Regions from separate parts of the Homo sapiens genome. Here region 2 is linked to region 1. A link is a contact called in ENCODE Hi-C data. All regions are on one chromosome and are shown on one strand. The core of a region is the stretch at or near the end of the contact, and the rest is flanking DNA. Distances in the headings are between cores, read along the strand shown.

Region 1 (5,246 bases), core at 1,233-3,732:
CCGCGTTAGCCAAGATGGTCTCGATCTCCTGATCTCGTGATTCACCCGCCTCAGCCTCCCAAAGTGCTGGGATTACAGGCGTGAGCCACTGCGCCCGGTCTATGCATAACTTTTTTGTCACCAGGCAATGAAGCTACCTAAGGTTGGTTGACTACGGCCTTCCTTTCTCAATCAAATCATCTTAGAGTGAAGGAGAATGAGAGGATGGGTAAAGCTAGGGGAGTCCATTTCTCTATAGATAAACCTTAGTACCATAAGTAATTCCACCTCGCACAGCCTAACCTTTACGAAACTGCGTTACTGCCTCAGACATGGACGCTAATAGTACTTTTTAAGCTTCACTTCCTACTTAGTGTTTTCTTCCCCAAATCCTAAAGAACAGGACTTGTCTGTATGAAGAATAACAAGATTAAGAAAATTTACACATACTTCGATGAAAAGGGCATCCTTTGAAATGGAGAGGTTTCCCAGTCGTGTGTCCAATGCCTTTTTCTCCTGTACACAGTGCACGAAAATTTTCCGCAGTTTTGGGTACGATATCTGCAAACAATTCTAAGACAATTCGACCAACTAAAAGAAAAGAAAATCTTGTCAGTATGCAAAACAACCAAATAGACAAATGATAAAAAGAAGGTTGGTATAATTATGGTAGCAGATCAATCATGAATTACCAAGTTCCCCTTTACTGTAATTTTTCTTTTTTGCAATTTCAAGAACACAACACATTGCTACTAACTATAGTCATTATGTTATACAATAGATCTCTTAAATTTATTCCCCCTTTCTAACTGAAATTAGGTCTCTCGTGATCAACATCTACCCAACCCCTGAAATCCACCATTCCATTCTCTACTTCAAGGTCAACTTTTTAGAAACCACATGTAAGTGAGATCATGCCTTGTCTTCCTGTGCCCAGCTTATTTCATGTAACATAATGTCCTCCATATTAATTCATGTTGTCAGAAGTGACAAGATTTCATTATTTTTTATGGGTGAATAGTACTCCACTGTGCACATATATCAAATTTTAAAAAAAATCCATCTGTAGATGGAAACCTAGTTTGATTCCATTATCTTGGCTATCATGAATAATGCTGCAATGAACATGGGAGTGCAGATACCTCTTTGACATACAAACTTCATTTCCTTTGAATATACTCACTAGAATTAGTGAATCTTATTTTATTCTAATATTCAAATTTAGTCTACCTACTGTCATGTATGTATATAAACAGATTTGAAACATTACACTAAGGATCATAACCAATTATAGTAGCCAAAAGATTAGCACCATGTAAGAGATATCATTAAATACAAATAGTTTTAAATCCTGAGTAATTTCTTCAAGAGGTACTGAGAATTTCCAATCACCAAGCAACCAACGGGAGAAAATTAAACAGTCTTTGGGTGGGCGGACTTGCCACGTGTTACGTATACCTGCAGCCTTTGTGCTCTGAGCAAACTGCCTCATGCAACCTCTGAAGCAAAAGCTGTAAAAATTCCTCCTCTAGATAGCAGCTAAGACAGGTGAGATTAAACCTAGCCCTAGCTAGTTGCAACAAACTGAATGTACGTGTAAACGTGTGTGTGTCCTGTACATGCATTCAAACACATTGCCTGGCCAGCAATTCCAACGTGTTCCAGAACAAGGCCAATCCAGTTACAAAGCAACACGCTCCCTAATTCACCAGGCCTTAGGAACTTCTGAGCGGCTATGTAACCTAGGCAACACCATCACTACGTTGAGCGCATTTTCCCAATGGCAAATTAAGAGAAAATGTTTGCTCATCTGAACGGACCTCTAAATTAAGAATCAGTAATAAGGCAAAAGCAATGAGCAAACAAGTCCCTTTAACGTATAAATAACACAGCACGTGCTGATATATTATCTCATGTGGCAAATATAGTTTCCTGGGGCCCAGCAGACGCATATCCCAGGATATGCTTTCCGAACTGTCCCATTGCAAACATAAAATATTTCATGCTAACTTGGTAGTGCAAAGGTGGCGTGGAAGTGCCACCAAATCAGGAGGCAAACCTAAAGGACGCCACAATTCCCGAACTAGAAATTTCCAGAAACTTCCGCACCACCGATGGCATTGATACAAGGGCGCTGGATCGATCTAGCCCTAGATCTCCGGGCCTGCTCCGGCGGACCAGCCTAGGCAGCCATCCCCTCCGCGAAACTGAGCAGTCACCGGCCGGAGCCGCATTCCGCCCTTGGAATCCCCCAAATCCCGGGAACCCCCGCCTCCTCGGGGCTTTTCCGCGAGCGTCAGACTCCGCTCACCTCGCTCCCCTCCGATGTCCACGTCAAAGAAGACTCGAGGGTTACTGGGGTTGGAGGGCTTGGCTTGGGGGGACGGGTGCGACATCTTGACTTGCAGACGTGTTTAGTACGGAATATCAGAGTACCTAGTGGCCGCCCGGGCCGCCCAAACTCCAGAGTCCGTCTCCGCCGGAGACCGGCAGCGACGCTGACCGGCCACTTCCGACGCAAGAACCGGAAGCCATGGCCTGACTTCCGGCACCGCCCCGCTCCCCCGCGCGGTGTTTCAAAGAGCCTGAGCGACTCCGTGCAGCGAACCGCGTGCCCTCCGCCACCTGTTCCTGGCTTCTCATTTAATGAAGTTGCGATCCCAGTTCTCATTATTCTTCTCGCTTGTGTTTCGTTGTCTTTCCCACCCTCGTGGCGTAGAGAGCTTTGGAGTCAACCCCATGCCAGCGTCAGCTCTGCCACCAAGTTGGGTGTGACTTCTCAGAAACTCAGTTTGCTCCTCTGGAAAAAGAATAAAAACGCTGACCTCGGAAGGTCGTTTTGAGGATTAAAGACATGAATCAGTACAATGCCTGGCATAAACTGGTGGTACCCAACCAATAGGAGCCTTATTATTGCCATGTCGTTACAATTTGATCTTCACATTACAATGTAAGTGGTAAGGCTTAGACTAAACGCTCCAAACAGCTAAAGCTGAGAGTCCAGAAGAGAGCACAGTTTTGATTCCTGATAAAACTGTATTTGGCGGGGCGCGGTGGCTCACGCCTGTAGTCCCAGCACATTGGGAGGCCGAGGCGGGCGGATCATTTGAGGTCAGGAGTTCGAGACCAGCCTGACCAACATGATGAAACCCGTCTCTACTAAAAATAAAAAAAAAAAAAATCACCCGGGCGTGGTGGTGCTTGCCTGTAGTCCCAGCTACTCGGGAGGCTGAGGCAGGAGAATCGCTTGAACCCGGGAGGCGGCGGTTGCAGTGAACCGAGATCGCGCCACTGTACTCCAGACTGGGTGACAGAGCGAAACTGTCCCCCCCCCCCCCAAAAAAAAGAAAAACAAAAAAATACTGTATTACTATAGCCCACTTTTCCCTTATGGGGATCTGTGTAAAACATTTACTTTTTACACACACACACACACACACACACACACACACACACACACATATATATGAGGAGAACATAGCCTTGCCTCTTAATAAAGCCTAATTTTGGAGAAGAGTGGCAATTCCCTGTGTAGATGCTTTGCCCTGTAGTTCTATTGGAGCTCAGCAATTTGGATTCAGCCTGAGGCTTACTTTATCAATAAGGCAGGAGATATCCTTAGATGCTTCACATTTTTTTTTCTTATGAGAAAGTAAAAAGTATTGGAATCCAGCACTCAAATAATGTCTCAAAAGCCAGGAGCCTTGTGTCAACAGCAGCAGCCAGAGTGGCTTTTTGGAAGGAAAGACCAGTGCTAATTTTCCCCTATCAGAGCTGTCACCATCCCTCTAGATGAAGGCTCCTGCCCTACTTGCTACCCGGTCTTAGGATAAGTAAAAGTTAGAAGGGTTACGGTTAAAGAACAACTGATTCCTATTCTCAATTTGAATTTGCCTGTGATGTTATACACTGGACTAAGCACGAAAGTTGATGTTAAAAAAGAAAAAAAAAAAAGCAAAAGCTTCAAGTTCTGACTACATGTATACTAGGCATGTTACCAAAGAAAAGTCATTTAATTTCTCTGAACCCTTCTCATTTCCTTTTCGGTAAAGTGCCAAAGAACAGGGTATGAGAATGGAAAAAGATAATGTGTAAGCATTTGCCTTGTAATCTCTAAAGCATTCTTATACACTCTTTTTTAAATTACTGAAAATTAGATGCTATAGTGCCTGAAGTTGTTTTAAAATAACCTGGAGTCAGGTAAGTGGGTTGGGTTGTGGATGAAACATAAGGGCCAGGCAGATGATTGGTGCATGGGAGTTTATTATACTACTCTTCTTTATTTTGCACATTTAAATTTTTTCATAATATTTTAAAAAGTAAAAGAGAAATTACATGTATTACTAGCTACTCATAATAAAACCAATTTGTTGGCCGGGTGTGATGGCTCACGCCTGTAATCCCAGCACTTTGGGAGGCCAAGGTGGGTGGAAGGCTTGAGCCCAGGAGTTCAAGACCAGCCCAGACAACATGGTGAAACCTCATCTCTACAAAAAATATTTTCTAAACAATAAATAAATAAATAATAAAACCAATTTATAGAGTCGTTTTTAATTAAAATACCAACATACCTTTTGTGAAAAAATAAATAATAGGTGTCGGTGAAATTTTAGGACAAATCAGTAAGGATATTATATTGATTGAATTTTTCTGTGTAATCACAAATTTGCCTTATTAACAAAATGCATACATACATAGGCATGTCCACATAGATACTCAGCAAAAGTTGATTCAATTATATGACAAATATTTAGCTCTTACTGTATGCCAGCCTCCATTCTGAGTGCTGATGATACAATGATGAAAAAACATATTCCTTATCCTTTTTTTTTTTTTTTTTTTTTTTTTGAGACAGGGTCTTGTGCTATCACCCAGGCTGGAGTGCAGTGGTGCAATCACAGCTCACAGTAGCCTCAACCTCCTGGACCCAAGTGATCTTCCCACCTCAGCCTCTTGAGTAGCTGGGACTACAGGCACATGCCGCCATGCCCAGGTAATTTTTTTTTTTAATTTTTAAGTGTAATTCAAAATGATTTCCTATCAGATTTCCTTGCTGATCCTTTCAAATTCCAGCACATTAAAGTTAATACAAAATGTTAATTTCTTATGTTCTCCAATTCCTGGTGTTTATTCATGGTATTTATTCATGGTGGTTCCCTGAAGATCCAGGACGGCTCAGAACAAAACTCCTGTGTCTCTTGATAAACAAGAGCATCAAAATCATTCATTAATCCAGTCTCATGTCTGGGCTGCAAACTGATAACTTA
Region 2 (5,434 bases), core at 592-3,091, 6.5 Mb after region 1:
AGTGATTCTCCTGCCTCAGCCTCCTCAGTAGCTGGGATTACAGGCACCCACCACCACACCCGGCTATTTTTAGAAGAGACGGGATTTCGCCATGTTGGACAGGCTGGTCTTGAACTCCTGACCTCAGATGATCCGCCCGCCTCGGCCTCCCAAAAAGTGCTGGGATTACAGGCGTGAGCCACCGCGCCCGGCCCATTATTATCTTTTAAAACATACACATAAACACACATAAATGATGACCACCCCTATGCACCCAACACTTAGCCTCAAAAATTAACATTTTGCAAATATTCATCTATTCACTTCTCTGTCCTTTTTTTTTTTTTTTTTGAGACGGAGTTTGTTTCGCTCTTGTTGACCGGGCTGGAGTGCAATGGCACGATCTCGGCTCATCGCAACCTCTGCCTCCCTAGTTCAAGCGATTCTCCTGCCTCAGCCTCCCGAGTAGCTGGAATTACAGGCATGCACCACCATGCCCGGCTAATTTTTTGTATTTTTAGTAGAGACGGGGTTTCTCCATGTTGGTCAGGCGGATCTCGAACTCCCGACCTCAGGTGATCGGCCCGCCTCGGCCTCCCAAAGTGCTGGGATTACAGGCGTGAGCCACGGCGCCCGACCTCTGTCCTTCTTTTTGTGGGATATTTTCAAACAAATCCCAGAAAAGTCATCCTTTTAATGATCAGATCAAGCTACTCACCACTTTCTAATTGCTTCTAATCTCAGTAAAAGCCAAGTCCTTTATCACGGCCTGCAAGGCCTGGGTGATCTGTGATTACTCCTCGCCACACCCATTCCTGCCGCCGTCCTCCTGACCTCACTCTGCTTCATTAGAGGGTCTCCCACCCTCGCGGCCCCAGCAAGCATCATCTGGAAAGCTTGTTAAAGCACACGCTGCTGGGCCCCACCCCCAGAGTTTCTGGTTCAGTAGGGCTAAAGTGGGACTGGAAAATTCGCATCTCTAACAAGTTCGCAGGTGCTACTGCTTCCAGCGGGCATACTTGGAGAACCACCAGCTGCACTGTTCTCCTTCCCGTTCCTCAACAAGGCAGGCAGGATCTTGCTTAGCAGTCTCCACGCTGCTCTTCCCTCTGCCCTAGGCATTCTTTGCATTACTCAAAGCCCCTGTTATTCCATCTCTTTAACTCATGCCTTTTGAGAGGCCTTCTCTGACCACTCTTTCTAAAATCTCTTTCCCTCTCCTCATCCTCATTTATGTTTCTTCATGGTAAGCATCACTTACTGTTTCCGTCACCCCGTCTAGATGGACAGCTCCACAAGCAGAAAGACTTGGTTTTGCTGTCACAGCCGCAGCACTAAAACCTTGCTTAGCAGGTGCTCACTTCACTTGTCCAAGGAATGGCTAGCATACTGAGGAGGGAGAGCCTGCTTCCTGCCTGGGACACTGGACAGGCAAATCACTTCTTCTTGCCTCAGTGCCACCCTTTGTAAGGACACTGGTTGGTTATGCCTACCCTTCCCATCTCCCTGGGTACAGGCACAAATGAAAAGAATAACGTGTACACGCCCGCGAAGCAGAGCAGCAAGTGGATACCGAGCATTATTACGCCGTGCGTTCGGCCGCCCTTTTTCTGCACGGAGAACCCCCTCCGCTCCCATTTTCCAGCGCCCCCGTCCCGGCGATCCAGAGACCCGCTGTGGGCGGCCGCCGCCCGCGTCCCGGCCTGCGGGCCAGCGTCTGGGCACGCCCGCCCCGCACCCGGCTGGCGCCCGCCCGCCCGCCTCCAGAAGCAGAAGCGGCAGCGGCAGCGGCAGCAGCAGCAGCAGGAGGAAGGGGAGGCGCCGAGGGAGGGGTACTCGGCCGCCGCGGGAGGCCGCATCGCAGTCCCGTCACAGCGTCGGCGCCGGCCGGGGCCGAACCCGGAAGTGGCCGAGCCCGCGCGCCCGCCGGTCCCGTCGCCGCCGCCCCGCACTCGGGCGAGCGCGGGAGCCGCGCAGTAGACGGAGCGCGCCCGGCCGAGCGGGCCATGGCCGCGGGGGCCGCCGCCGCAGGTGGTGGCGCGCGGTGAGGAGAGCGCGGCGCCCCCTCCGGGGCGGATGGAACGCGGCTCGGCGGGCGGGCAGTGCCGGCGTCCGCGGCTGGAATGGTGCTGGCTGTGTTGGTCGGTGCCTGCGTTCTGAAGCCCGAGAGGAGCCACAATGGAGACGCCGCCGCTGCCTCCCGCGTGAGTGAGCGGGCGGGCGGGCTGCGCCGCTGCGGATAAGCGCGCCGCTGCGGCGCGTGTCGCCGGCCGCGGGCGCAGCTCTGGGGACAGCCGCCGGGGCCGGCGGGAGGTGGGAGATGCGGGGCGTGACGAGGCGCTGTGCCCGCAGTCCTGAGCGGACGCGGACGGAAACTCAGCCTGGCCAGGCGGTGACTTAAAACGCTGCCCAGGATTTCTGGGGAAGGGTCTTCCCCATCTCGGGCGGATAGAAGATTCGGGGTGGGGCTGTGCATGGGTGACCCTGCAGGTCCTGTGTGTACCTCCCTGAAATGCATGGGCACCTGGTGCCGAGTTTGCCTACCCCTTTATAAGAGATCAGGCTAGGATGCACTGAGTCCGTTGAAAAAAGGAAACTGGAAAGTACCAGTCACCCGCTGTCTAAATGAATTGATCTTAGGTTGCTTGATTCCCCGAATTTCTAACAAAATTAATATCTGAGGAGCTTTTGCATCACTCTAAATGAGCGGCGGCCGTTCAGGGCATGTGACCTCTTTTACCTGGCACTGCAGAACGTTTTATCCAGAAATCAGCATCTTCTGTTTCGTTCGTACCTCGGGCAAATTAGTAGCGTATCGACCTGCCAGGCACAGGTGTCTTTTTTCTTTGGTACCCAAGTACATTCAAGATCACTGGCAACAGAATTACTTTCTAGAAATAATAGCTGAAACATTATGTAGAAGACATTATTGCATTATTCAGAACAAGGGTTTTTTTTTTAAATTTTAGTTTTTAGTTTTAAAAACATCTTGGTAAAAGTGAACTGTAAATACCCAGGAGTTTCGAAAATTTCAATTTTGGTTCCCTCTTCTCTTAGGAAGGAACAAGAGTCCTTTGAATCTGACTTTTCAAATCGCAGACAAACCTCATCCTGAAGAATGGTTTACCTTTTCATGAGAGCTTATTCATGGAGGCTTGTCGTTCTCCGGTCAAATTTGGCAAGCTTCACTCCATGCCGATTGTACCGCACCAGTCTCTTGTGGTTATTTGGCAGAATTCCAGCCAAAATAAGGATACTTGGCTTGGGTTGAATAATTTTTTGATGTTCAGCCCTTTTAGGAGAGCTAATGGGATTCTGGAACGACAGTTTCTAAAAGTGCGTTTCAGAATTTTTAGCTTGAGTGGAACAGGTCGTGGAAATCTAGGGGGTAGATAAGACTCTTGAATTGGCCTTCCTGGGCTGACAGAAGCAGGGGCTTAGTCACCTCTCGATAGCTGTGGCTTTGAGGGCTCTGAGATTTGGTCATGTTCTTCAGCAGGCTGGAGGAAGGCACCTGAACCCCTAGGAAATATGATGGTGGATGGTTCACATCAGCAGCATGAGCACACGGGGGTCTGCCCAGGCTCAGAAGCACTTAAAGCAGGATATGCTAGCTGTATTTAGCCAACATATGGTATATAATATGTAACATGTAGGTATGCTATCTGTAGTAAACCTGCCTTCTACATAAGTTCCTGCAGTTCGTTTTTACTTTTGGAACAGAGGGAGCTAAAGGAAAGAACAAGGGAATACTTAGAATGCAGGTGAAAAGAAGGGTGTGGGAAAGCAGCCTCTGGAGGGAGGGAGGGAATAGAGACACAGATGATTTAAATTGAAATAATAAAAAATAGAATTGATGTATGCATTGAAACATTGATAAACTGACTCTAGGGTAGATCAGCTAATCATAATTTTGATGACCAGCGCCATTTTTGGCATTGAGATTCCATCAATAGTGCTGGAACAATGAGAGGCTGAGATATAATGGAAAACTTGGAATGCCAGCATGGATGAAAGAATTGTTAAAACTCCTTTCAATCAGGGGTGGCTAAAGTTGGTGAGACTTTTTCATTGTTTCTGTCTATTTAATTATAAATACAAGTAGGTTTTTATTTTCATTTGGTTCTGTCCAGGATTAAACCTAATTCAAGAACTCGTTATGGTGTTATTTGCCATTCTGTGGATCAGAAATAGTTTTTTTCCTTGCCACCCCTTGGCCTGTTTGCCTCCACTCCCATTAACATCCCTCCACCATGGATCCCGTGTGCCGGATTTGAGACTTGCAGGCAGTGTCTTTAGGAAGGAACTTTACCGGGCCTCACTGCCAGAGCTGGGCTAGAACAGAGGCCAGTGGAAACTATTAGGAAGACTCAGCTTTTCATGAAGTTAGATTTTTAGCCTGAGCTTTAAGTCAAAGAAAGATGACCTGGACTTAAAGTGCCTTATGGTATGGTTGGAAGCACGGCCCCAGATTCTCTTTGTGTAAGTGTCTGTTTATTAATTCATTCAATGTGCAAATATTTGAATGCCTGTCTCTGCCTGGCACTGTGCGTGGTGCTTTTGCTTGTGTTCTCTTTTAACATCCAAATTTACATTGTTCTCAGATCCCACCTTGTTCTCCACTGGCCTGTTGGCACATTGTCTTGGAGGGAGGTCAGGCATCTGTACCCACCATTCCTGGTTCCTTCAGGATGGACTCCTTGAAATTAGCTTTTGATCTTTTGTGCTTTTTCTATTCCTTGCCTCCAACTTTCATCCTTTTTAATTCTCATATAATTAAAAATTGTCGTTGGACTATATATTTGTGCTTATTGTTTTTTGCATACTTGAGTATATGTGGCATTTAGATTCTGTTGCATTCTGGGTCTGGGTGATATTGAGACTGTGTTACATTTGCTTCTGATCAAACCTGAAAGATGTGTAACTAAAAGATGTAGCTTAGTAAAGGAATTTCAGGTAGTAAATTGAGAGATGTAGTTTAGATGTAGATTAGTAAAGGAATTTCAGATGGTAAACTGAGATGTGCAAAAGGAAATGTAAATTGACCAGCCCTGACCTCAGGAATGTATTTTACAGTCTGGCTTTTATAGTTATTTGTATAAAGGATTTTCATAATAAGTTGAAGGAAGACTGTGAGGTATAGGCCTGAGTGCATCCCTCTGATCTTCTCTTACTGATCAGTCTTCTTGGCACTTGTTTTTTTACTGGCTCCATTTTCACAAGTCGGCTTACTCTCTGTAAGCCTTGATTTTTTTGCTTTTCCTTCACAAAACTAAGCAAACATCCCTCAGATAGAACCATATCTTTTTTCAGTTGATGGTTCCACATTACTAGAGACTTGTCGTCAGAGGTGGTCATGCATAGGCAGAAAAACAACTTGTTGACCATGTTCTAAGGCATTTAGGCAGCAGAAAATTGGTTGGATTAGAGCAGAGGTTCTCACATTTTTGAATTT

The links. Hi-C counts contacts between places; a loop is a spot of excess contacts on that map. Pooled maps may share reads with other maps.
Region 2: a loop to region 1 is called in a pooled map, with 4 times the contacts of the local background. The contact joins the promoter of KLHL2 here to the promoter of PPID in region 1. A Hi-C loop is called at or near these places in 3 of 50 pooled maps.

Annotation. Positions count from the first base shown.
Region 1 is chr4:158,720,914-158,726,159 of GRCh38, forward strand. It overlaps PPID (peptidylprolyl isomerase D), which reads right to left and starts at 2,483. Exons shown (of 10, transcript NM_005038.3): 1 at 2,291-2,483; 2 at 430-570. The coding sequence starts at 2,375. RefSeq lists enhancers at 1,893-2,476, 2,110-2,589, 2,477-3,061.
Region 2 is chr4:165,205,720-165,211,153 of GRCh38, forward strand. It overlaps KLHL2 (kelch like family member 2), which reads left to right and starts at 1,842. Exons shown (of 15, transcript NM_007246.4): 1 at 1,842-2,183. The coding sequence starts at 2,158. RefSeq lists an enhancer at 1,463-1,963 and a silencer at 1,494-2,143.